Linked DNA regions of Mus musculus: all the other regions are linked to region 3. Evidence: chromatin loops called from intact Hi-C (ENCODE). Cell type or tissue: heart. All regions are shown on one strand. Each heading gives the region's core, and the rest is flanking DNA. Links, peaks and the distances in the headings are about the cores only. Region 1 holds the start of Pcm1 (pericentriolar material 1). Region 2 overlaps Pcm1 (pericentriolar material 1). Region 3 holds the start of Frg1 (FSHD region gene 1).

Region 1 (11,209 bases), core at 3,637-8,636, 180 kb before region 3:
GACAGGTTACAGAGAAAGAACACGTTAGTCACAGGTGAAAACAGAACGAGCCAGAGAATCAGAAGGAGTCAGAAGATTAGGACAGACTGCCAGAGTTCGTTTGAGGCCAAGCAGAGCAATTCAGAAGAAGCCAGTTTGAATCCATTGGTGTGGAGAGGAATTTTGACCAGGAACAGCTGAGTTGACCAGCCAGCCAGAATTCTGGAAGAGGTAGAGAGGGCGAGTTTACTCAGCAGTCAGTCTCAGAGGCTGAAAACAATTCTAGGCCTAGGTTAGATTGAAAGGAGGCTAGAAGCTTCCAGGACTAGGCCTAGGTTAGCAGACTGAGGCAGTGAAACTCAGAGATGACAACAACCAACAGGAGAACAAAAAATAATTTCACTCAGACACACAGACACACACACAGACACACACACATACACACACACACACACACTCACACTCACCAGTCAGGCCAGCAAGATAGCTCAGTGTGTAAATGCCTGTTTCCCAGCCTGAAAACCAGAATTCTTTCTGTAGAAGCCACATGGTGGGAGGAGAAAACAAACACCCAGAAGTTGCTCTCTGATCTGCATGCATACACAAAGTTACAAACAAATAAATAAAAGAACAAATATCAAGAATCATTAAGCTCTCTATGTCAATGGTGCCATAAATAAGAAACTTGGAGCTAGATTAAATCAGAGATGTAACATTGCATGAAAGGAACAATAGCATAAGAAGTAGTTCAGAGGTCTTCAGTAAGCATCTTACTTGGCATGACCAATATCTTCTTTCATCAAGTTATCCACTAAGCTAATTTAAAATGAGTTATCTATAGCTTCAAAGTATATTTCAAAATTACTTTTACATTCTACTGAGCCTTTGCATGCACATATATCAACATGGATATATCTCAGAAAGATAATGGCTAATGAACAAAGCAAGTCAGAAAAGAATACATTCACTGTGATACCAATTTTTATCAAATTTGAAAATAAAGAATAAAATAATATTTGTTCACGAACATGCAAAATTATATATGAACAGTGAAAATGATAATAGCCAATTCAGGATAGTATTTATGATTGAAAAGAGAAGTGAGGGCTGGAGAGATGGCTCAGTGGTTAAGAGCACTGTCTGTTCTTCCAAAGGTCCTGAGTTCAGTCATCTGTAAAGGGATCTGATGCCCTCTTCTGGTGTGTCTGGAAAACAGCTATAGTGTGCTCATATAAATAAAGTGTTAAAAAAAAAAGAAAAAGAAAAGAGAAGTGATTTTGTAGTAAAGAATGGGGAGTTCATAAACACAGCAAATCAATGATTTGGGTTATTTAATGAATCCTTAAGGGATTTTATTATTTTAGCTTACCACATATATTTTATATATTTTTTTTGTGCTGTACCAAAAAAAAAAAATCAAGTAATATGACAATAAGCTTCCATTGTAATGGGCTATTGGATTCTGAAGCTATTTCCCTTACATTCTATCACCATCTGCAGGTTAATCTTGCTATTGCAGAAAATTGTTGTTTCTTTTCAGACAAAACCAAAAATAAATTAAGGAGCACCAAAATAAATGCAATTTACAAGGAATTGAGAATATGTACAGAAGTACAAATTTTCAGTTATAGATATAATCTGTTATTAGTAAACATGCAAAAGATATTTTAAAATACAAACAATATAAACACAAAATGTTATATTGTAAGTACCACATAACCAGTGCCCAACTACATATCAAGAAACAGAAACAAGTAGTTTTTTTTTTTTTTTAATTTAATTCTATTTTTTACTTATTCACTTTACATCTTGCTTACTGCCCCCTTCTGGTCACCACCCTCCTACAATGGGGGAAGGGAATAGGGGATACTTAGAATCAGGTGTGGGGAGGAACAGGAGAGATGGCCATATGGTCATAAGAGCGAATGGAAATCTGCAACTGGGGTGAGGAGGTGGGGGGAATTTCCAGGAAGAGACAGAGACCTGGGATAAGGAACGGCCCAAGAATCGATGGAGGTGACCTTAGCTGTGACTCACAACATTGGGGATATGAACCCTGAATAGGCTACCTCCTGTAGCCAGGCAGGAACCCCAGTGGAGTGATAGAGACTCCAACCCACCCACAAAACTTTGAACCCAGTATTTATCCTGTCTACAAGTAATGTAGGCACGGGGGAGGGAGCAGAGACTGAGGGAGTGGCCAACCAAAACTGGCCCAACTTGAGACCCATCCCATGGGCAAGCACCTATCCCTAGCAGTATTAATAATACTGTGTTATGCTTGCTGCCAGGAGCCTAACAAGTAGTATTTTACCCATCATGATGACTAACTTGTGATTAATGTTAATGGAAACCCGAGTAAACTGAATTGTATACATTTAGTTACTCCCTAACGCCAAACTAGGTACCACCTTTTCTTGCCATTACTCCCTTTTCTCCTCTGCCTGGTTTGTGCTAAACATGGTCACCAGGTTAAACTCTCAACTATTTCATGTTCAGTCTAGAAGACAATGCCCATAATCCCCTGACACACAAAGGGTAGGGACAGGACGATTGTAAGTTTGAGGCCAGCCTGACAAAGAAGAAAGAATGGGAAAGGGAAAGAAAAATAAGAGCTCCAAACGATGACACCATTTCATACACTAGCAAGCCTTTGTTGCAAGGACCATGATATAGCTGTCTCTTGTGAGACTAGGCCGGAGCCTAGCAAACACAGAAGTGGATGCTCACAGTCAGCTATTGGATGGATCACAGGGCCCCCAATGGAGGAGCTAGAGAAAGTATCCAAGGAGCTAAAGGGATCTGCAACCCTATCGGTGGAACAATATTATGAACTAACCAGTACCCCAGAGCTCTTGACTCTAGCTGCATATGTATCAAAAGATGGCCTAGTCGGCCATCGCTGGAAAGAGAGGCCCATTGGTCAGGCAAACTTTATATGCCCCAGTACAGGGGAACCCCAGGGCCAAAAAATGGGAATGGGTGGGTAAGGGAGTGGGGGGGGTGTGTGGGGGACTTTTGGGATAGCATTGGAAATGTAATTGAGGAAAATACGTAATAAAAAAAAGAAAAAATATAAAGTAAAAAAAAAAAAATAAGAAAAATAAGAGCTGGGGACTTGCACATCGTCGCATTGCACAGGCCTAGGATGTGGAATGCACTAGTTTTCTCTCCAGAACTGCCAAAAAACCCAACCAAACAACAATACTTCTCCTAAAGTCTCTTTGTGTAGCTTTAATTTAATCCTATTTTTAATGATGGTTCTTAAATTCTTTAACTGTTCTTGTAGCCCACCACCCACAAGAGGTGGTAGAAAAGAGGTAGCAAAACACCATCCAACCGACTTTCTCAAGAACCCGTAAGTTTTTCACACATTCCCTGGAGAACAAAGTCCAATCTGTTCAGATTGGTAATAAGACTTTCTATACTTTGGACCCAACCTGTTGCTCAGTCTTACCTTGTTCAGCCTCCTCTGTGCCTCACCCCACATGAATCTCTACTTCCACCAGCCTGGTTTCTGTGCTGGCCAGTGCTAATTCGGAATGTACTATGTATTCCTGGCATAACCCATCTCCTTCCAATCAGCCTGCCATTCATACTCCTGAGTATTTCAACAAATATGTTCAATATGTCTCCTAAATGCCAAATATTGAAAATCAGTTCCCATATGTATTTTAATACCCAACCTCTTTGTTTCCCACATTTTTACAGATGGCTGTACCATATTTCATCTTCCATAGAAGTCCTAGAGCTACTATTATTTTTGAGATAATATAGCCCTACTCCCCCTGTCCCAACTACTAAAGTGCTTTCTGCCCATATCATTTATTTTGTCATAATCAGGTATTATTAATACCAAACTGATTCATTTCCTAAGGTATTGTATGTCTTTATATATACAAGCTACATTTTTGGAAGTCAGGATAATTTTACAGCATCTCAGGCTTCCCCCACTCCCCATATTTCCCTAAAAGACCAGTGATGCTTGAGGAAAGTTATTTAAAAATATGCAGTATTTTTATTCTTTGCAATTTTCATGTCACGTATTTTGATCATATTCACATACCTCAACTCTTTTTCATAGGTTCTCCAAGATTCACCCTGCACTTCTCCCAAAATGAAAGAGAATCATATCCTCTTAAAACACACACACACACACACACACACACAGAGACACACACACACACACACACACACACACACACACACACACACAGACAGAGAGACACAGAGAGTTCTGTGTAAGCAACTTAGTCACACACACACACACACACACACGAGAGAGAGAGAGAGAGAGAGAGGGAGAGAGAGAGAGAGAGAGAGAGATCTGTGTAGGCAACTTAGTGAGACTCAGATCCAAATGAAAAATAGAGGCCTAAAGATTATAGGTCAGTAGTAGAGTACTTGCCTAGCATGTCATGTCGAAAAGCCCTAGGTTCAATATCCACTACCCGGCTGGGTGTGTAGCTCAGTTGACAGAATGTTTGCCTAGCATGCATGAAACCCTGGGTTTGATTTCCAGCAGTGTACTGATTCATTTCCTTAAGGTATCGTATGTTTTTATGTATACAAGCTACATTGAGGTGGAATGCTACACTTCAGCATTCCACAAGCAGAAGGATCTGAAGTCAGAGATTTGAGGCCAGCCTGAGATACAAGAGACGTTGCCTCAGAAACAGGATAAAAACGAATACAGAAGGCTATGGACACAGTAGTAAATTGCCCTGGGCAGGAAGAGTTTAGTTGATAGGAACCGTGGTGCTCTGAGAGAGTTGTAGTATTTTGTTTTGTAAACAATTTGTTGGTAATTGTGTGGAGCAATTTATTGTGGAAAAACAGAAACCTATTCTTTCTCAATTACATTATTTTACATTTAAAAAAATCCTATTTTAGACATTTAGAAGCTGTCTAAAAACAGAATGTGTATGCATGCAACTAAAATCGACAGGTAGTCTTAACTTCGGAGCCTGGCATATTGAAAGCCTTGCAACTTAAAAAAAAAAAGTTTTGTTTTGTGCTGTTTTTATGACACTATTTATCCATTTATTAACCTTAACACAGCCGTTAGCAAGAATATAAATTAAACAGGATTTCAAAGACTATCCGTTCAGCGAAAATTTCACAAGATTAAACTCTGTTTACAACTACTTCTTTCTACCAACAAAGTAGCGGGACAGCGTTCCAAGTGGCAATGACCACTGACAATCTTATTTATGATTCTTCCACCGACTAAGCACACATGACATACTGATTTAATATCCTTGCTAAAATTAGGGGTTAGATTGTAAAGGCTCATCAGTATCCTTCGTGATAGGAAAGTGGGTAGGAATGCACTACAAGGGTTCCCAGTCTTCCGGTCTCCATCTGGAAGCTCATGCCTCCACAGAAAATTAGAAAGCGCCCGGAGACTTGCAGTGAGCTAAAGCACTTATAAACCCCACAGGCCTCAAGCCTTAAAAAACACAGCGGAGCCATCTGGCAGGCGCACAGCACACTGGGATTTGTAGTTCCGTTTCTTTTGGCTACCCAGTTGAGTGGGCATTCTGGGATGTGTAGTTCCCAGGTTGTTCGTCTGCACAAATCTTTTCCTGACTAGAGGGGCGGTACGTGACTCCACGGAAGGCCCGAGCGTCACGTGACTCAGGTCACCGCACGCCCGGAGTTCGCACTGCGGCTCCAGCCCCGGCGAGTTCTCGCCCCCGCGCAGCCGTTGCCGAGGAGACCGCGCTCGTCTCGCGGAGCGTTGCGCCCCCCCCCCCCTCTGCAGTTCCCCCGCCCCCCACTCTTCTCCCACCACAATGAGGTCCTAAGATGGCGGTGGCTGCGGCGGTTGGCGCCTAGTTAGCTAATGTAGAGAAGGCGGCCATTGGGGCTTTGGGCAGTCGAGGGGGATTTGTGGGCCTCCCTTCCGCGGTCTTGGAGGAAGAACCGCTGCCGGCGGCGGCTCCTGGAGGGGCGGCCGACCGCCACTCGGCCCTTGGCAGGAGGGGCGGCTTCGTTTCCAGGTAACGCGGCCCTGGGCCACCGCGGGCCGGAGCACAGGGTGGTTCGAGGCGGGCGCGGCGCTGGAAGCGGCCTGGGGCCACGCCTGCCCGTTTTAACTCTGAGGTCCCATGGCTGCGCGATCCTTCCCCACCCCCAGGCTGTCATCGGCTCCTCTCGGCGCCGACTGACACGCTAGCTCTGGCGAGCGTCTGGGACGACGCTGGCTGGCGCCTCCACGATCTTGGGGCGTCCCATGTGAGGACCGCTCGCCCGGTGCTGGAGATTTCACCCCCCTCCAGGGTGGAGGGGAAGGTTGCCTTGTAGTTCGGGGTGATGAGTTCCGAAAGAAACTGGCCTTGGCGGCCCGAGGCCCCGGGGACCGCCATCCCTCCCAGCCCACCCGCCGAATTCCATCCTGGGAGGGGTCCCGGGCGGCCCGGATCCTCCTGGGTGCAGAGAGTCTGTGGCCCGGGAGTTTTCTGCGGTCCCTTTTATTCTTGGAGCAGGAAGGCCCCTGGAGGCGTTCCTGACTCCTGCTAGTAGGTTCTTTTCGCTAAGAAAATGTTAATTTAATAATCCTTCTCCGCGCTCCTCCCACTGCCCCTTCTTCACCCCTTCGGGAAGATCCAGTTTCTTTACATCTAGAATGGGTGGTGGGGGGGCGAGGGGGAGACTGGGGATGGGTGGGTGGGAGGGAAGCGAGATGTCCAGTGGGATTCTGGCAGCCTGGCTTGCTTTGCAGAGACTGCTGTTAAGGATTAGGTGTTCGGCCCCCCTGTGGGGGCGTCTGCGTGAACCAACTTTTCCTCTCGCGCTAGCCTGGTCCAAACCCAAAACAAAACACAAAACGTTTTTTTCCTCCCCTTTCTTTCATGGCGGTATTAGGATTGGTGTGGGAACTACGGGTGACAGATCGTGCTTTGGCGCTTAGAAGAAGCGGGCTTTCTGGGTGCCCCTACCGCCTCCTACCCCCGCCCCATAACCGCTTTCCAGACCCCGCCTTCGGTGTTCTCTGGTTACTAGAGCCGGTGTTCAAGAGCTTTTTGTGCACCTGCTTCTGCCTTTTCCCTATCACCTTCCTGGTCAGGGCCACTGGCTGGCGTCGTTAATACCGAATTTCGCACTTGAAGGTACACCTCGGTAAATGTAGTTAAAAAAAAAAAAAGAATTCTCATGCCTAAAGCTTTTTTAAAAAATAAGAGAGTAACAAGTTCTTGAATAGTTTGAGTAACAGGGATTTAATGACTTAATCAGGAGAGTACATTTTCTTCAAGGGTCTTTAGATGGCAGCTGCGGGCTATTTTCATTATATTCCAAAGTGAGTGTTAACACCCAAAGCGTTTGGAAGGATCTTAGAGACTTGGGGTATCTAAACGTCTTTGTTAATGTAAATTGAGTTTAAAATTATTTATAAATTACATATTTTTAATTATCTGAAACGATAGGTCATAAATTTAGTGCTTTCTTTCTAAGTATAAAGTGTAAGAATTTACTGGGTTTTTAAAATTTTAATAAGCAGACAGTTGCTTTGAACCGTGGAACAGAAAGGTATTTCTGAAATGGGGAAAATTTGTTTTTGACACCTTAGTGTGTTAGTTTCATATGTATTAAAGTTGGGAACACTTTATACTGGGCTATGCTGTCTAAAAGCTGGTGCAGGGTTGAAGGGTCTATTTAGTAAGCACACACTTTGGGTGTGCAGCCTTCTGACCTGCCATTTTGGTGTATCTTCATCCTTTGAGAGCTGTGCCGCTCCTACTAGCTAAATAAGATGATTTATACAGTAGTACTTTCTGGGAGTCCCTTGTCTTTAATTTTTTTTTTTAAACTCATTTGAGTTTGAATTGTCATAAGACAATTATTTGGGTAGCTTCAATTTCCAAGTCCATTTCTCTCAAGTTATGGCCTTCCACATTCTTTATCTGGCTTTATCTTTCTTTCATGATCTTTTCTGCTTGCTTAAATTTGTTATACCAACAACTGACAGGCATTGATTTAGTTATCTGAAATTACTTCGAACGTTAGTAGCCTTGCCATATTGGGATGTAAGTTCAGTTAAAGTTAAAAGAAGTCATGAAGGCTGTCTAGAAGATAAATGGCTAGGGCTAGCTTATTGATCGAGTAGTTGCCTAGCATGTATTATTGTTCTGCATTTGCTCTCCAACACCAAATAAACAGAAATGATGGTGGATGCTTGTAAAAATCCCCTCATTAGGGATATAGACGCGGGAGGTTTAAGGTCCCCCCCCACCCCCGACCTGGGATGCATGAAATGCTGTATAAAAATGAAGAAATATAATGGCTAAAGGATGAGAATAGAAGAGATTTTGTTTAAAATATTTTAGAAGTAATTGCTCTTTAGTGTGTATGTATGTATGTGTGCATCATGCATGCGTCTCTCTTCAGAAGGAATCTGAAGTTACTTCTCCCATGCTGTTTTAAGAAAAGCCAGGCAAGTGACATATACCTGTAGTCCCAGGAGTTGGGTAGCTGAGACAGTAGGATCAGGAATTTGGGGCTAGCCTGTCCTATAGAGCCAGACACAGTCTTGAAAAAAAAAAAATCATACACACACACACACACATTAATTGTGTGTTTTGTCTGCATGTATGTATGTGCACTATTTCTTTGCCTGGTTCCAGCAGAACTCAGATGAGGGTGTCAGATTCCCTGGGACTGTTAAAGAGGGTTGTGATCAAACTGTGGGTGCGGGGGGGGGGGACGGACGGACGGGGGACCTGGGTGAGTTCAGTCTCTCTTTTGTGTTTGAAACAGGGTCTCATATACCCCATATAGGCTGGCCTCTAGTTCAGTGTGTAGTTGAGGAAAACCTTGATTTATTTGTGCCCACTTCCCAAGCACTGTGAGTTCAGGTGTATGCCACCATGACCTGCTAGAAATCCTATTTTAAAAGTTGTTTAATTCTTGCTTTCTGTGAAAGCAAACATATTTAAACTCCCTTATGAGGACTAGAAGTGAGACTTATGCAGGACTACAGACCGGTAGTTGATTTATATCTCAATTACAGTTCTGCTCTTGTTTTTTTATGCTGGCAGGTTATAACAAAACAATAGGCAAAATGGAACTTAGAAAAAAATCAAATGTGAGTGTTTAATGCCAAATGATTGCATTGTATTGCATTGTGGCTGGCATTTTGTGAGATGAAAAAGAATTACACTTATAAAATAATTTTACTAAAAGGAAAAATTAGGGAAGATGGATAAGAGTAATGAAATATAGAGTAGCTGACTTAATTCACATGGGAAGACTTGGGCTTTTCTTGGTGAGACTTGCCCCATCCATGGTAAAGGAGCAAATGTCAGCTGAGGTGGAAAACCCAGAAAGGAACAGTGACATGTAACAGTAACTTTTATTCTACTGATGCAATCAATTGTGGTCTCCAAGCCTGCTTGGCCTCAAACTAGCTCTAACAATATGTTCTAATCTTCTGGCTCCTTCTCATTCTCTGTCTAGCTTGTTCTCTCTTGAACCCGTCTCAGTTAAACTCTCCTGGTAAAACTCCTTTCTCTTTCTCTGTTAAGTAGCCTCTCTTTTCTCTCTCCGTGAGAGTTGGACATATCCTATTCTGTCACATCTGTCTCTGATTTGTCTGACAAATTTTGTTTGCCACTCAATTAGATGTAATTTTCAAGCATGTGTATTCCTTCTACAACTAACTTTACCTTCATTGTTTGGGATTAAAGGTGTGTGCTAAGGGCTGAGCCACACTACAACTAGAAACAGGTTTTTCCAGTAAATAACACAAACTCGGGGTTCACAGTGTGAACAAACATCCTGCAACAGTCATGTTAGGGGATTTTTGTTTGAAGCTAACAGGCAATGCATTCATTTTATAAATTTGAGTGCTTTTAATACACTGTGTATTGACAAATGTTTGGGAGCCATTGAGCAAAATAGACAAGCTGTATTACCCCATGACAGTGCATTTATGTGTGTGTGTGTGTGTATAAAACTAACTTATATGATTAAAGTCATGTTAAAAGTCAAAGCCAAGGCAATATCACTTTGAAAGGGTGTGAGTAGAAGCAAAGAAAGCAGGTAATTGGTGTTCTAGAGTTAATAGAAGGAGCAATTAGGAAAGTCAAGGATGCTAACAGGACATTTTATATTACTTGGTTTGGGGCAAGAATGCAAAAGATTAGTGAAGAGAAAGAAAAATAGCTCATTTTTAAAAAACCTCTGAATTTATTTATTTACTTATTTATTATGTGTGAATGTGTGTGTACTTGGGCACATAGGTAGAGGTCAGAGGACACCTTGTAGAATCAGTGCTCTCCTTCATTGTATGGGTTCAGGAGTCAAACTCAGATTGTTAGGCTTGGTGGCAAGTACTTTTATCTGCTCAGAGCCACCCCACCAGCTCAGCTTTTATTGAGTTTTTATTTTTTAAGTCTTAAGTAGAAAGGACAATGGCAAAGATCTCCTGTGGGAATGTTGTTTTTGTTGTTGTTTGGTGGTGCAAGCTCCAGGGAGCCTTTTGCCTGTGCTCTCCCAGTGTTGAGATTGCAGCTTCATACCACAGCTATTTTATGTGGGTGCTGGGAATCTGAATTCAGAGCCTCATCCTTTATCAAGTGCTTCGCCAACTGAGCTGACTCTCCAGGACTCCTTAGAAAAGTTTTATAGGAGGAGATACTAGTACCTTTGAGAAATTTACTGAATGTTAATATATTGAGAATTGAGACATATGCATATGTTATTTGGCTTTATAGTTTTTCCTCTTTATAGTTTTATTTTCAGTTCTCTCTCTCTCTCTCTCTCTCTCTCTCTCTCTCTCTCTCTCTGTAGGTTGCACATGAGTACCCATAAAGGCTAGATGATGGCAAATTACCTAGAATTGGAGTTACAGGTGGTTGTGAGCCATTTGACATAGGTGCTGAAAATGGAACTCAGATCCTCTTTGAGATGCATGTGCTCTTAATCACTGAGCCGTCTCTCCAGCTCCAGCTTTCTATATTTCTTTTTTACTTGTGTCAGGATCTCATGTTGCTCAGACTGGCACTGAACCTGCTGTAGCCTCCTGTCTCCACAAGTGTTAAGATTACAGACATAAGTTGCCATAACCGGTTCTAGCTTTATGCTAATTTTGCTTCAATATTAGGGTACCCTTTAAACATACTTTATATATACTATTAGGTTTTTTTTTTTTTAACAAAATATCAACCAATCATTTTTATCAGTTGAAGACTCAGGGGCCAGGTGTGGGAGGGTTTGGGGAGTGGAA
Region 2 (5,000 bases), core at 1-5,000, 120 kb before region 3:
TGATGATTCATTTAATGGGTTTCTAATTCATAATGCATTGTTTTTTATTATCTTAAAGGAAACTACTTTAAAAACAGACTTGCTTATATATAGATAAATTAGTATTTCGTTGACTTTTATTGAGTTTTATATTAAGTTGTCTTTATAGCATTGCTATGTGTACCTGGTTTTAAGAAACAGGTTCTTCTATAATTTTCTTAAGACTTTGCTGAAGAACTAGATTTAAAGCAGTTATATTAAACTCTGAATAAAGATCGTATGTTTACATTTGGTAAAACCAGAGAACCATCCAAGTAGAAAATGGTTCATTTCTGAGGCAGACCCTGTGAATAATCACATAATGATTATTTGATTTCCTGGTGCTTTGTCCCCACAAATACATAACTGAAGAAATGTGAGCAATTTTTATTATAACACTCAACAGTCTTGTTTAGCTGAATAATCTGATGTGCTGGGGGTAGCACTCCTTAAGCTTTTTTAATGTTTCATATGGGGCTCCCTGGGAATACTGTTCTAAGTATAGATTCTGATTCAACGGAGGCAGGAGGATTGAGAGTTCAAGATCAGATTGGGCTACTACCTACCAAGACCCTTTTTATTGAGCAAATAAAAAAACAGATCCTGGTTTAGTTGGTTTGGAAAAAAATCTTTATTATTATAAAATGCCTTATTTTTTTAATTACAATTTTTATTTATGAGAATTTGATGTTCTATTCAATGAAATAGCATGCCCAACCCCATTTCCCTCCAGCTGCCCATTTATTCTCCATCATGTCACCTTCCCAACTTCATGTCTTCTTTTTTTTCAAGGTCTAATTTTTTTTTTTAAATGTACAAATTGTTAAATGATCTCTTTCATTGGTAAGTGATCTTGAGTCAACCACTCAGGTTAGGTCATTTAGTCCAACATTATGAAGTCCTTTGTACAGTGGTGGAAAAACACAGCTCAAACTTGTTCAGTTCATATTTCTGAATCAAACTGTAATGGTGTGAGTAGGCTTAGAAAAACAAGAAACCTGCCCAAACTTACATGGGCAACCTGACCTTGTGTGAGCTGCTGATGACTTAGCTTGCCTCTAGATGGCCGGTGAGAGAAACGACGGTCTTTTTGATAATTCACTTATGTGCATGGGTGTGGCGTCATCCACTGGAGCACAGGAAGAAGTGTTGCCAGTGGAGAAACATCCTCAAAAGAGACTGATTCTCCCTCAGAAGCTATCAAATGCCACTCATTATTAACTAAGAAGCAAGACCTTAAGGGCACCTCCCCATTTACGCCAGAAGTTTGGCTGGGCTGATGTTGTGCAGGTAACCATGGCTGCTGTGGGTTTATGAGTTCGGTGATGGTTCACATGTAGAAGACAATATTTCACTGTACTTTGCTCCATCCTCTGGCTCTTCCATTCTTGATGCTGTCTGTTCTGAGATACACCTGAACCTTGGGGCTTGGTAGGGTACTATTAATAAAGATGTCCTACTTAGCACTGAGCATTCAGTTTCTTCTCAGCATTAATTGCTGTCCACTGAACAAAGAAGCCTTTCTGACCAAAAAATAATAGGAGCAAGGTTCAGTCCTAGGCCCAAGATCTCCCCAGCCTTGGGATGAAACTTCCTCCTCTGGAGCAGGGCTCAAATCTCATCAGTATTGCATGAGAGGGCTTATTTCCTAGAAGGTCTGTACTGTGGAATGCAGAATCCTTCACTGGGTAAGATTATTGATGTCTTTTTTTCTCTCAGTAGCCTGTGTAGCTCCGTCTGGCAGTATGAAAGCTAGCCAATAGAAAAGAAGTTTCCCCTGTTGGTTTGAGATTGTATTTTTATATACTACAGCCATAGTGTGTGGTGTCTTCATCAATAGAGTCTTACCATGGAGTTATGGTGGGTGTCTTAGGTTTCTTTTTCTGGGAAAAAAATTTCATGACCAAAAGCAGCTTGGGGAGAGAAGGGTTTATTTCATCTTTTAGTTGCAATCCATTCTGAAGGAAAGTTAGGGCATGGACCTGGAGTCAGAAACTGAATCAGAGGTCATTGAGGAGAAACTGCTTATTGGCTTGCTCCCCATGACTTGCTCAGCCTGCTTCCTTCTAGCACCCATAACTACAGGGCTAGGAGTGGTCCCACCCACAGTGGGCTGGCTGGTCCCTTCTATATCAATACTAATCAAGAAAATGCCCAGGAGACTTGCCTATAGGCCAATTGAGAGTCCTTTTTCCAGATGATATTACCTTGTATCAAAGTGATATAAAACCAGCCAACACTGTGGGTAACCAAGGGTAATAATAGTAGCTTGTGGTGTTTTGTATATCTTTGGAATCTCCTTGGCCAGTGACTTGTAGGGAGGTGTCTCATGACTTGCATTGCAGTTTTCATATAGTAATTCATGTCCTCTGGGAGCTACATTGTCCACCATGCAAACATCTCTATTTGATTTTGAAAGCAGCTTACTAACGTGGTTTCTTTCATTTTGGCTAATTCACGCTCTCTATCTATCCCTCTTCCACTTTCCCTCACTCCATTCTTACTTAGTCCTTTATACCCAGTCCCTTCCCGTATACTTCTCTCTTCTTTCATAACACATGTATTCTACTATCCATTACATTTTGTAAATGGATCTTGAGATAGTTGACTTCTGTAGGGCTTTCTATATCCCCTTCCTTTGGATTAGCCTTTCCGACAACCCCTTAGTTTTACCTACACGTTTGCCCCTCATACCTTAAGCCTTTCTACTCCCAGCACCAGCCCTTCCCAGCCCCAACTGAAAAATGCTCCCTTGTTCCTTCTGCTCCAAGTTAAGCACATGAAACAAATGATTTGAAGCTAGAATTCTCATATAAGAGAGGACATGTGGTATTTATTTTCTCTACCAGGGTTACTGCTAGTTGTTTTTCTAATTTCTTATATTCAGCCTACAACCGTGATTTCATTTTTCTTTACTGCTGAGTAATATTACAATGTGTTTGCATGCTACAGTTTTCTTATCCATTTGTTACTGACGAATACACAGGTTGACTCTGCTTTCTAGCTGTTGTGGCAAGGGTGGCAGTGAACATTGAAATGCAGGTATCTAATAGGATCTAGTCTGTTGAGTCATATATCTGAGTCAGAAGGCTATTTTTAGCTTTTTTGAGAAACTTCCTAAATTATTCCCAGTGTAACTGTACTAGTTGATGTGTCTACTGACAGTATAGAAGAGTTCCCCTTCAACAGCATCTGCAACCGGTGTTTGTTATCATTTGTATTGTTGATTATGGCCATGTTAATGTCATATAGATGGTCTAGCTTTTTTCCTATTTTGGGGCAAAGATTGTTATTCTGATCTTTGTACTGCCTTCCCTCATGTTAATTTAAAAAATGTCAGTCCAAATAATAATTCACATTATGTTCAGCTGACATTCACTGCCATTGTTAAGGTCCTGTTTCACAGCAGAATAAAATTGGTCTTCTAAATTGTTGATATGTAGAATGTAAGGCATTGATTAAAAGCATTGATATCTGTAAGCTTATTAGAAATATACAAAGTTGTATAGCCCACCTGTACTAACTGAATCAGTGTCCATTGTACCAAGAGCAACACTGAAACCAAAGGAACCAGGAGACAGTTGCATCTCTAGCCATTTTATAATCCACTGGTGTCCTACAGAAGACAGAGAAACAGAGTTCTCATATTTAGGTAGGAGCTGACAGGGAGTTTTTTTTTTTTTTTTTTTTTGACAGTCTCTCAGAGAGAGATGAAAGTGAGTGAGAAATGGCCACATAGCAACTCTTGTGTTCTAGGAAGTTGATAAACAGTGGGCCAGCTCTTCCCTTGGTGGCTGTTTGGAATCGTGCAGGGCCTTTAGAATGCTATGGCTAATGCAGCTTTCATCAGTGAAGGCATAAGTAGTAGTAATATTTCTTGTAGCTATTTCAGTCATGCTGAATAAATCAGAACCAGACATAAGGGAGAGTTGTGGACAGAAATTAGAGCCTCATGCTTTCACAGTACTATCTCACTTGTCGAGTGATAATATGAAGCATTGATCCTTATTAATTTTGTTGTCCTCCTTGGAAAAAACTTGGCCTGGTAGCTCACACCTATAATTAAAGTTATTTTAGAGGCTGGGTATGGAAGTTTGAGGCCAACTTGGGCACAGTATGAGACACTGTCTCAATAACAAAACCAAAACCAAAACCAACCCAAAAATGCCCTAGAGATAACTTATCAGTCACACATTAGTACTGTAACTTAGAAAACCAGGCTTTGGATTGGAAAGATAGCTCATCAGATAAAAATGTTTGCCACTAAGCCTAGTGATCGTAGCTCCATCCCTGAGTTCCCCTCTGTGGAGGAGAGAACAGAGTTCCCAAAGTTGTCTTTCGACCTCCACATGCTTATATATCTAAACACATACATAGGAATAAATAAAATTTAAAATGTGATATAAAAATTCAAAAGAAATCTAGCCCTTGACCTTGATATTTTTCTTGATTCATGTTTTTTCTCCCTCTTTGTAAATATCTAAAAATTATTTTTATTATTGCTATATTACATATATTATTATCATTATTCTCTTTCTGGTGTGTGTGTGTGTGTGTGTGTGTGTGTGTGTGTGTGTGTGTGTGTGTGTGTGTGTGTGTGTGTGTGTGTATTGGGAAAAAGTCCCAGCTAGATGCATGTGTGTGTAGGTTAGGGGAAAACTCCATGTAGTTTGTTGTTTTCTTTCACATTTATGTGTTCTAGGATCAAATTCTAGTTTCTGGTAAGTGCCTTGTGGCTTATTCACTTCTCTGGTCAGTCCATCTTTGAAAACATTTTTAGGTTATTTTATTTTACATTTGAGTGTTTTTCCTTTATGTTTTGTGTGTGTACCACATGGCTGGTGCCCTTGAAGGGCATTAGATCCCCTGGAATTGAGAGTTAAAGATGGCTTTGAGTCAAGAGCCACACATGTTCTTAATCATTGAACCAGCCCCAGCCCCCACTCTGTTAAAGAACATTACTCATTCTTGGAATCCCCTCT
Region 3 (11,209 bases), core at 3,584-8,583:
AGTACATCAATAACAGCATGTGAAATACCAAATGCTTTTATGTATTCCAGAAATGTCCACTCTGGCCTAAACACACCTTTTTACTTCAGTCACTTCACTCTTTGTGGTGCTTCCTTGTAGACTAAGGATAAGGAGAAAATGTCTAAATGTCTAGCTCTTAATTACACCCAGTTCTAACAAACTTCAAACAAGCAAACAGGCAATAAAAAAAACCCTTCAAACTTCTGATTCAGTTAGATTCTCTTCTTTCTTCCCAACTACAATCCTATTTTCATTCATTATCATCATCACCACCATTTTGGGTTTTTGAGACAGGGGTTCTCTGTGCCGCCCTGGCTGTCCTCAGAGATCTGCCTGTCTCTGCAGAGTGCTGGGACTAAGGTGTGTGCTGCCACCACCCAGCTGCAATGGCAATTTTTCATGTGATTTTAAGGCTATCTTCTATTCCTACAGAGATTCTTCTGTAACTAGTCACAATGTTTTCAAATGATTATTCTAGAAAAAGACACTTCTCAACAGCTAATGAAGGACAAGGACAGAGAAATGTGCAGGGCTCAGTGTGGTGGTGGCCTTGCTTCAGACTCATGCACAAACTTTGTAGTGCTTTACTTGACATGGCCTCCCTGCCATTGCTTGTCCCCCATACAAACCTTCTCTGTGTGGAGCTCCCAGTGTAAACAGTCCATTGTCCAGTGCATGGATATAGGCTCCTTTATCCATTTCAATGGCAATAGTTCCTGAAATCTCCCCAAAGTTGGATACAGTCCACCAGATTCCTACAAAATAAAAATCAAAGTTTATTCTTTTTATTTTAGGGTTACTCAAAAGCTCTGTTGCTTTTCCTATAGCTAACCTTTTAAAAGTCTGAATGCAGAGATAGCTGGTTTACCCTGCACTGCCTTCCCCTAACTGTACCCTTGCATGTGTCCTGTACAGTCCTCGACACTGATACAGCCCCAGTTACTCAGAGTTTACCAGCTCTGCATGAACTTGTTTGCTTATCACAGTCAAGATCACTCTTAACACATGCAGAATTACAAAACAGTAAGCTCCTCTGACTGTAGACCTCATCCCCACATGCTTTCTAGTAGCAATGTCTAATTTTCAGTCTCTGCCAAAGTAGAGAAAACAATACATCAGTTTTAGAATTCTTCACTGCCTAAAAAGTTAGCCCAAGAAGAAAAAGTGTTTTCTTCTTGGGAATTCAAGTAGCCTCCATTCAAAGGCCAGACACATGCTTACATAGTTCTTGGTTGCAGGATCACTCCATGGGCTAAGCTGTCAAAAAGCAGCAGACTATAAGCAGGACTCACTGAAGCTGCCCATCACTAAGTCAGTCAGTTTTGTCTTGTTTTGGTGGTGGTGGGACCCCCAACCCACCATCTCACTTAAAAAACAGCTTAAAGCAGTCTAGTGCTGCAGGCACGAAGGCTGAATCTGAGAGCCACCCCAAACAAATAAAGGATCATGAAGTTGTTTATTTTTAGACCTTCGAAAGGTTTTGTTGTGCAGTCTCATTTACAATATGGCAGTATTTTCTTGGTGCATTTCTACGTATGGTTAAAAAATGTATTCTGCAGTTGTCAGTTATGTGTTTTCTGTATGTCACAACAGTTGGCAAGTGGGGTACATGTTTGTCTTAGTCAGGGTTTCTATTCTTGCAGAAACATAATGACCAAGAAGCAAGTTGGGGAGGAAAGGGTTTATTCGGCTTACACTTCCATACTGCTGTTCATCACCAAGGAAGTCAGGACTGGAACTCAAGCAGGTCAGGAAGCAGGAGCTGATGCAGAGGCCATGGAAGGATGTTCCTTACTGGCTTGCTTCCCCTGGCTTGCTCAGCCTGCTCTCTTATAGAACTAAGACTACCAGCCCAGAGATGGCACTGCCCACAAGGGGACCTTCCCCTTGATCACTAATTGAGAAAATGCCTTACAGCTGGATCTTGTGGAGGCATTTCCCCAACTGAAACTCCTTTCTCTGTGATAACTCCAGCTGTGTCAAGCTGGCACAAAACTAGCCAGTAAATGTTCAAATCTTTGTTGCTCTTTGACTAATTCTACAACTAAGAATTGTTTTTAAAATCTTCAACTCTAACTCTTATTTTGGGAGTATGCCTATAAAGATCCTATGCCTAAGTCACTCTGTATGGGGGGCTTTACGATGAGGACTACAAGTAACTGCTGTGGCTCTTCTCACCATATCTGCCCAGTATTTCCAATGTCCTGGCTGGTAAAAGAAAAACAGTAAAGCAATAGAAGACACAAGAAAGGAAGAATTAAACTACAGTCAAAGAAAACATGACTGGAGATGTTCATATAAACAAAGCAGCAATGATAGTGAGGGAGCTTAACACCCCAAAGAGCAAAGCCAATACAGAAATATAAGCTCTATACAATTGAAATACTGAATGTCTCAAATAGTCTAAAAGCAATACAACTCTCTTAGATAGCCTGACGGACTTTATTAAATGAAATGGTAAGTTTACTCTGAAGTTTAACTGGACATAAACACTCAGAATAAATAGCAAATTTTAATTAAAGAAACACGAAGGAGGTGAACTCAATTCCTGGACCTGGAAACCTTATGGGATGAATAAAGCAATGAAGTAATAAAGACAAACACTGACAGAAAACAGATAAGTGGAACAAGAGTCAGGAAGGAGACCGACATACAGAAACCCAGCTAATTTTTAAGTAGCCATTTCATAGCAAAAGACAACAATTCAAAAGGAGGCTGGGGAAAAACAGAAGCAAAACCCAATCTCTGAGACCTACCTCACACTACACAATCACCCTGAAGTGGGTGATAAAGTTAGCAAAGAAGAAAACTCTAAACTTGAATGTGTCCAAAAGGAAGAGCAGAAGTCTTTCAAGATGTTGAGATAAGGGTAAGCTAAATAAAGACCTAAAAGGCAGCAACTATGAGAGAAAACAGTTAACAAGTCGGAGGAAAACTAGAGACCAGCTCAGCAGACAAGCAGTGTAAAGAAAACCAAAGGCAGCGGTGTGAGAGAAAGGCTGCTTACTTCCCAGGACCTGCAGCAGACAACATTTTTCTATCCCTGGTAGGACATTAAAACAGCAACACCATTTAGAACAATTTGGCACATTCTAATACCATTAATTACTCACCTATGGTAAGAAACAGCAGGTCAGCAGACACATACCTACCCCTGATCCTGACCCCAATTACAGAATTCTATTATTTTAGAACGGCTTTTTTTCAAGTGATGTGAGGTTTCCTACATCGTAACTTTACACCATTGCCTACTTTTTAAAAATTTCTTATTACATTTATTTGCGTCCATGTGTTTGTCTGTCAGTGTGTGTACAAGTCAGACAGAGGACAACTTGTGCAAGCCACTTCTCTCCTTCTATCCCTGGGACCCACATCGGGCTGCCAGGCCTGGCCACGGCCACACATACTATTACCTGTGGTTTTATTTGGCCAAAGTTTCAAAATTTAGCTTGCCCAGTTTTAATAAACAAGAAATTTGACTGAAAGTATAGGTACACATAGGGCAGGAAAACAGAAGGTATTGGCTATGGATTTGCAAGTGCTTCTAGAACCACTTATAGGGGCCTTGATGTTCTGTTGTGTTTAGGATTCTCATTCATTTCAGGGTATGTGATAATTAATTTGCTACATTATACTTCCTTTGGAAACAAAGAAATTGCAGACTCGTCACCACAGTTTATGTGCTTCCAAAGAAAATGATGTGCAGATGACAGTACTTTTGTCTGACAGGCCTTTAAAGTTGGGGATCAGTCTCAATGGAGTCTCTGGCCCACTGTGGGGTTCCTACGGTGAGGAAGAAAAGTCTTATCTGGTGACCTGACAAGCAGACCATCAGTTCTGACTCAGAAAACACTTCAAGTGGAACAATAAGAGATGCTAACATTTCATACAATAAACGACAGTGCAGCTTCGAGCTAGGATGGATTTCTAGACTTTGTTAACGTTTGGATAAATTCTAAGAATATTGTAAGGCAAGTGAGAATTATAGGAACCTCAAATCTCAGTCATGCCATAGTCTGGATGTTCGTATCATCTCCAAATTTTACATGCTGAAACCTTGTCACCAATGCTCTGGAGCTCGGCAGCGGTCACAACACTGAGAGGAGATTCGTTTGTGATGGTCAAGCTCTCAAAATGGGATTAGTGCCCTAATAAAAGAGGTTCTAGAGAGAAAAAAATTAAAAAATAAAAAGAACTGAGGTGGCTTACCCACAATATCAAGTTGGGTCTCCTCGTCTTCTTCCCGTTTTCTCTTCTTATCTTTGCTCTTTTTCTTTTTACTAAAGGGGAAAAAAGATGTATGCATGGACTTGGACATACTGTTATGTGTTAAGAACTACAAGGTGAGAACTCAGGAGTCATTCCAGCTCTATGAGTGACCTACGGATAAACGATCTTTTACAATTTACAGATGTTTGGTTTAAAACACCGAGAAGCTGCTTCTGCCCTCATTTCCCAGACGACAGACTGCAAAGCAGAAGTAAGCTGAAATAACCCCTCTCCCTACCCCATGTCTTTGGTCAAGTTGTTTTATCAGAGTAATAGAACCCTTAACTAAAGACAGCCTTGTTGTAAAGCATTTCTCAAAAAGCTAAACACTGAGTTATCAAAAATAACACCCTAGGTAATTCTACACACACACACATGTGTGTGTGTGTGTGTGTGCGCGCAGATATCCAAGAGAAATGAAAAAAGTATGTCCACAAAAACCAGAAAACTGATAGCATCATTGTCATTAGCAGAAAACACTCATCAAATGAAGAAAGAACATAATAAAAATAGTATCATTCAGTCACAGAACAGAACAAACACACAGCCCACAGGATGGATTGCTCTTCAAAACGAAGAGCAAGAAGCTAGGTATAGCACACAGCAGCAGCCCCCAGCAAACGGGTGGATCTCTGTGAGTTCCAGGTATAGCACACAGCAGCAGCCCCCAGCACACGGGTGGATCTCTGTGAGTTCCAGGCCAACCAGAGCTACGTACGGAGATCCTGTCTCAACAGCAACCTAAGTGAAAGAAGCCAAACATAGAAGGCTATGTACTATTTAATTCCACAGGCATAACATATTCATAACAAGTAAATCCTTATAGCTGGAAAGCAGTCGACAGAAGCTGGAAGGGCGGGCAGAAGGGTGTGACTATTTAATGGTTGGTTAAACAGTCTCCTTTGGAGTGGCAAAATGCTTACTGACTAAATAGTGGTGAACTCGTAAATATACTAAACCCCACTAGCTGTACACTTTAAAAGGAGTTTATGGCTTATGAATTACAGCTCCATAAATGGAAACACGAGGAGAGATCTTAGGGGAAAAGTGATTATTCAGAGTGCTTACAACAAATTCTGAGCCTTGCTGTGGTTGCAGCCCAAGCCTTTAATCCCAGCACTTGGGGGTTGGTGGGGTGGGGGAGGTGAGGCAGGTGAGTGTCTGAGTTCATGGCTATCCTAGTCTACAGAGTTAAGTTCCAGGACTACACAGAGAAACCTTGTCTCAAAAAAACAAAGAACCAATCATGGAAACATGGAAAGCACTACATAGGTTTTAATAACTGCTGTCTTAACTTCTTTGTATTTTATCGACAACATCTTCAGAAGCAAATTCTAAATTTTAAACAGTTTCAGATTCGGTCAGGATAAAGCTCCGAGCTCATTCAGCACGAAGCTCGCTGACAAGTACCTGTTGAAACTGCTTCAGCGGTGATACAGGAAATAAAGTGTTCAACTTTGGCTAGATCCTTCAAGAGGACGGAAATAGGATCGGGCAAGATATCTTTCTCTATAGGGCTAACTATAAATCACACCCACATGCCTCCACTTGGCTGTTATATTCTGAGTTGGCTGTCTCATTCAGTTCTCATAACTCTTTTTTATAGTCTCGAGGAACAAGAACCAGCGTCTAATAAATCAGCAAACGAACCATCAACCCATCACCGGTGCGAATTCAAGGTCCCGACTCACACTATGATGCAGCTTTGCCTGCCCCCTACATATTACACTGCAGAGAATCAGGGCGTTTTTGTTTGTCCGCTTGCTTTTTCCATTTGCAGGAAAGACCGGTGGAAAAAAAAACTTTCCTTAAAGCAAGTTATCAAGGCAGGCAGGGGGAGGCCTGGGGGGGGGGGCAAAAGTAGGACTCCTGGTCTCTCCGTTTCGGGGGATCCCCGGCCACGCAGCGTCAGCTAAGAAGTGTCGGGGAGGCTGTCCACGCAGGTCTGAGTGTCCTGGGTGGCTTGGCTACCCCGTCCCTTGAGCCCCGGGGATGGATGCACTGAGAACCGCGCCTCCCTCCCGAGCGCCGCCTCACCTCTTGGCTTTAGTGCCCTTGAGCACGAGTTTGGTGGACTTTACATAGGAATATTCGGCCATGGCCCGGCTCGCTGAAGTGGCAGCCTCTGGCAGAGCTTCCGTAGGACTGGGAGGAGGAGGAAGTGGCTCTAACGGCCGGAGCTGAGCGAGTCCCCGAGGAACTCTCGGTCTTCTTCAACCCAAGGCTACGATTCTCCGGCTTCCTGTTTACTGCTTCCGATGCACTACGGCGGCCGTGGAGGGTCCAATCACGTCAGCGTTCCTGCGGCGAAGTCCCGGATGTTCGCGGTTTTTTTTCCCCCCCAAACCAGGCAAAACTTATAGAGACGCCCCCTGGTGGAAGCGAAGGTATCCAACAGTTTCCTGCTGCCGAGGTTGTAAAGACCATACCTGGATTGGATGAGCCAGATGTTGAAAGGATCAAATCTATCTGCCCACTCTCTTTGCAGCGGACATCGCACCAAGTACCCGGCAACCCGCCAGACTGGGCCTGCACAGAGAAACCGAGATGTGTGTTCTGTGGAGGCGTGGGTCACAGCCTTGGCTTCGGGCAACTTTATCAACGACTCTGGCTCCAGAGTTGTTAGTTGTGTTGTACATGTTTTACTCGTGTATTGTGTATGAGTAACACACAAGAAACAATTGAGGAATGATACAATGTATAGTTGCTAACTACTGGTTTCTATCGCAAGTGCTGAAGAGACTTTGGTCTCCACACCGAATACTGTCTTTCCCTGTAGTCTTGATCCAGCCAAGTGCGTATTCCTTTTGCCTCCTCCAATCTTCCCCGCAATGTTATAACTCCCTTCCATTACAAACAATGCACCGCTGATACAGCTTCTGTGTGATCTTTGGTTTTTGTGAAAGAAACATGAATGCTGTTAGAATCAAAAAATGGAATGGCTTTGTCAACACTTGACAAATATAAAACACTTTTGAAGGAATGATTGATGGCAGCTCTGGCAAGGGATGACGTGCAAAGATATTCTAGGTCTGTGTGATCTGGCTGGAATCCAGACACACACTTAGTACACACCTTTAATCCTAAACAACGATGTCTAATTGAGGGGCAAACAAAGTGGTGAATCAGAGGGAGATTTGACAGAATATGCTCAACGCTCATCTGAGTGGCACAAGAGAGAGAAGCTATTCAGGTCAGGGGCAAGTTCAGTCTTTAGCGCTTGTCAGTCAGTGGGGAGTCAGAGTGGCGAGTACAGTACAGTGGAGTTGAGTGAGTTCCTTCATGAGCTCCTGCAGTTCAGTGAAGGTCAGCAGAGGCAGTTAAAGCCAGAGAATGAGAAGCCAGAAGATTAGAATAGATTACCAGAGTTAGTTTGAGGGCAAGCAGAGCAACTCAGGAGACACGGAGAGAAGCCAGATGAAAATCAGTCAGCTTGGAGAGGAGTTGAAGCCAGAATAGATTAGCTGAATCAGCCAGCCAGAATTTAGAAAGGAGTGGAAAGGGTGAGTTTATTCAGCAGCAAGCCTCTGAGATGGCGATTACATCTAGCAAATAGAAGATATTTTTGACAAAACTATCACAAAGATACTGCCTGAACTCCAACCTTGCACAGAAACTGCCCACAACCTCATACAGGAAACACTTTTGCAAGTACTTCTCCCTATCCAGCAAATAAATACAGGGTCTGTTATTTGTAACTCAGCCAATGATTATTGCTTAAAAGTATCTGATTTAACTCTCTTTATCTTTGTCTTGTCTTTTCTGGTGCTGGGGACCTGGCTTTGTGATAGGAACAGAGCATGCAGTTTAGGGTAAGGCCCTGGAAAACTGCACAAGCAGGAATGACCACGCTTTTCCCAAGAACACCAGAAGGGAGCTGGGTGTCTTCTAACTTCTGAAAGAGCATCCTTACCTGGAGATGACCTGAGAGCGCGACCAAAGCTCAAGGCACTAATCTTTTCTGGAACTGGATCTTTGGCTTTTCTTGGTGAAATAGGTCTTGTCTCATCCTCAGGTTTAGCCCATCCCATAAATGATGCTGGGGTTATGGCTTAAGAGAGGCAATGCCACAGTAGTCTTGATCAGAGCTCTATAGAAGTCCATTAAGGAAGAGACACTTTCCTTTGGAAAATAAGATAAAATTTCTCTCTCTTTTTTTAAAGATTTATTTACTTATTAATATGTAAGCTGTCTTCAGACACCCCAGAAGAGGGTGCCAGATCTCGTTGTGGATGGTTGTGAGCCACCATATGGTTGCTGGGATTTGAACTCAGGACCTTCAGAAGAGCACTCAGCGCTCTTAAGCGCTGAGCCATCTCTCCAGCCCCCAGAATCTCTGTTCTTAGGTAGAGACCTAAAATCTTCCCCCCACTTTGAAACAGGGGATGTCTGGGTGTCCTTGGCTGTTTTGGAGCTTGCTCTGTAGACCAGGCTGGCCTCAAATCTTAAAGAGATCTGACTGCCTCTGCTGAGATTAAAGGTGTGTGCCCACCCCCACCATTGCCCAGTGAGACCTAACATTCTAGCTAACCAAGATTATGAGTTAATAAATCTGGGCTTATCATTCACCAGGCAGAGACCATTCCCCAAAAAGCAAAGGCTAATTTACCTTAAGCCTTGGGTAAAGAGACCAGAGAAATAATTATCCCTGTAGTGAGATAATGCCTTTCCTTTCCTGTAACTTTTCCTTTTCCCCATCTCTTTCAGCTCATCCTGAGCAAGCTTCCTCAGTCACTCTGGGATTTTTCCTTTTCCTTTTCTTTTCTTTTTTCTTTCTCTAAAACCGCCCCCACTTCCACCACACCGGCTTCTCACAAACAATGGTTTTCTCTATTCCCCTAATGTTACTATTTATGAAGAACTGTCATGCTTCTTGCTCTGGAGTTTTTCTTTTGAACACTAATAGAATTGTCCTTGAGCTTCTGTTTAAGTTCATTCTTTTTTTTTTTTTTTTTTTTTTTTTTTCAGCCCCCTACATTTTATTTTTATTTTGGAGATTATAAAATAATTACATCATTTCCCCCTTTCTTTTCTCCCTCCAAAGCCTCCATGTTTATACTCCCCTCTTACTCTCTTTCAAATTTATGGCCTCTTTTTCTTTTTTTTTTTTTCTTTCCATTTTTTATTAGGTATTTAGCTCATTTACATTTCCAATGCTATACCAAAAGTCCCCCATACCCACCCACCCCCACTCCCCTACCCGCCCACTCCCCCTTTTTGGCCCTGGCGTTCCCCTGTTCTGGGGCATATAAAGTTTGTGTGTCCAATGGGCCTCTCTTTCCAGTGATGGCCGACTAGGCCATCTTTTGATACATATGCAGCTAGAGTCAAGAGCTCCGGGGTACTGATTAGTTCATAATGTTGATCCACCTATAGGGTTGCAGATCCCTTTAGCTCCTTGGGTACTTTCTCTTGCTCCTCCATTGGGAGCCCTGTGATCCATCCATTAGCTGACTGTGGGCATCCACTTCTGTGTTTGCTAGGGCCCGGCATAGTCTCACAAGAGACAGCTACATCTGGGTCCTTTCGATAAAATCTTGCTAGTGTATGCAATGGTGTCAGCGTTTGGATGCTGATTATGGGGTGGATCCCTGGATAGGGCAGTCTCTACATGGTCCACCCTTTAATCTCAGCTCCAAACTTTGTCTCTGTAACTCCTTCCAAGGGTGTTTTGTTCCCACTTCTAAGGAGGGGCATAGTGTCCACACTTCAGTCTTCATTTTTCTTGAGTTTCATGTGTTTAGGAAATTGTATCTTATATCTTGGGTATCCTAGGTTTTGGGCTAATATCCACTTATCAGTGAGTACATATTGTGTGAATTCCTTTGTGAATGTGTTACCTCACTCAGGATGATGCCCTCCAGGTCCATCCATTTGGCTAGGAATTTCATAAATTCATTCTTTTTAATAGCTGAGTAGTACTCCATTGTGTAGATGTACCATATTTTCTGTATCCATTCCTCTGTTGAGGGGCATCTGGGTTCTTTCCAGCTTCTGGCTATTATAAATAATGCTGCTATGAACATAGTGGAGCATGTGTCCTTCTTACCAGTTGGGGCATCTTCTGGATATATGCCCAGGAGAGGTATTGCTGGATCCTCCGGTAGTACTATGTCCAATTTTCTGAGGAACCGCCAGACGGATTTCCAGAGTGGTTGTACAAGCCTGCACTCCCACCAACAATGGAGGAGTGTTCCTCTTTCTCCACATCCTCGCCAGCATCTGCTGTCACCTGAATTTTTGATCTTAGACATTCTGACTGGTGTGAGGTGGAATCTTAGGGTTGTTTTGATTTGCATTTCCCTGATGATTAAGGATGTTGAACATTTTTTTCAGGTGCTTCTCTGCCATTCGGTATTCCTCAGGGGAGAATTCTTTGTTCAGTTCTGAGCCCCATTTTTTAATGGGGTTGTTTGATTTTCTGAAGTCCACCTTCTTGAGTTCTTTATATATGTTGGATATTAGTCCCCTATCTGATTTAGGATAGGTAAAGATCCTTTCCCAATCTGTTGGTGGTCTCTTTGTCTTATTGACGGTGTCTTTTGCCTTGCAGAAACTTTGGAGTTTCATTAGGTCCCATTTGTCAATTCTCGATCTTACAGAACAAGCCATTGCTGTTCTGTTCAGGAATTTTTCCCCTGTGCCCATATCTTCAAGGCTTTTCCCCACTTTCTCCTCTATAAGTTTCAGTGTCTCTGGTTTTATGTGAAGTTCTTTGATCCATTTAGATTTGACCTTAGTACAAGGAGATAAGTATGGATCGATTCGCATTCTTCTACATGATAACAACCAGTTGTGCCAGCACCATTTGTTGAAAATGCTATCTTTCTTCCACTGGATGGTTTTAGCTCCCTTGTCGAAGATCAAGTGACCATAGGTGTGTGGGTTCATTTCTGGGTCTTCAATTCTATTCCATTGG

The links. Hi-C counts contacts between places; a loop is a spot of excess contacts. Peaks named below come from ENCODE experiments on the same cell type or tissue, not always from the same donor. Only the 100,000 strongest peaks of a DNase experiment are listed, where the experiment ranks them.
Region 1: a loop joins it to region 3, with 2.5 times the contacts of the local background. A loop is called at or near these places in 4 of 42 quality-filtered maps.
Region 2: a loop joins it to region 3, with 2.2 times the contacts of the local background. A loop is called at or near these places in 5 of 42 quality-filtered maps.

The regions. Positions count from the first base shown.
Region 1 is chr8:41,233,980-41,245,188 of GRCm38, forward strand. It overlaps Pcm1 (pericentriolar material 1), which reads left to right and starts at 5,780. Exons shown (of 38, transcript NM_023662.3): 1 at 5,780-5,984. In heart, for the core only: a CTCF peak has its summit at 5,642; DNase peaks (open chromatin) are centred at 5,562, 6,142 and 6,812; H3K4me3 peaks cover 2,827 bases; H3K27ac peaks cover 2,157 bases.
Region 2 is chr8:41,295,423-41,300,422 of GRCm38, forward strand. The region is part of intron 22 of Pcm1 (pericentriolar material 1); the gene reads left to right. Among named protein-coding and RNA genes, the nearest start is that of Pcm1, 58 kb to the left of the region's middle. In heart, for the core only: no CTCF peak of the experiment used is centred there; no DNase peak of the experiment used is centred there.
Region 3 is chr8:41,410,573-41,421,781 of GRCm38, forward strand. It overlaps Frg1 (FSHD region gene 1), which reads right to left and starts at 6,546. Exons shown (of 9, transcript NM_013522.3): 1 at 6,328-6,546; 2 at 4,231-4,301; 3 at 651-776. The coding sequence starts at 6,389. It overlaps Gm50494 (a long non-coding RNA gene), which reads left to right and starts at 6,554. Exons shown (of 2, transcript XR_003947538.1): 1 at 6,554-6,677; 2 at 6,779-7,163. In heart, for the core only: a CTCF peak has its summit at 6,671 (motif pointing left); a DNase peak (open chromatin) is centred at 6,579; H3K4me3 peaks cover 1,760 bases; H3K27ac peaks cover 1,237 bases.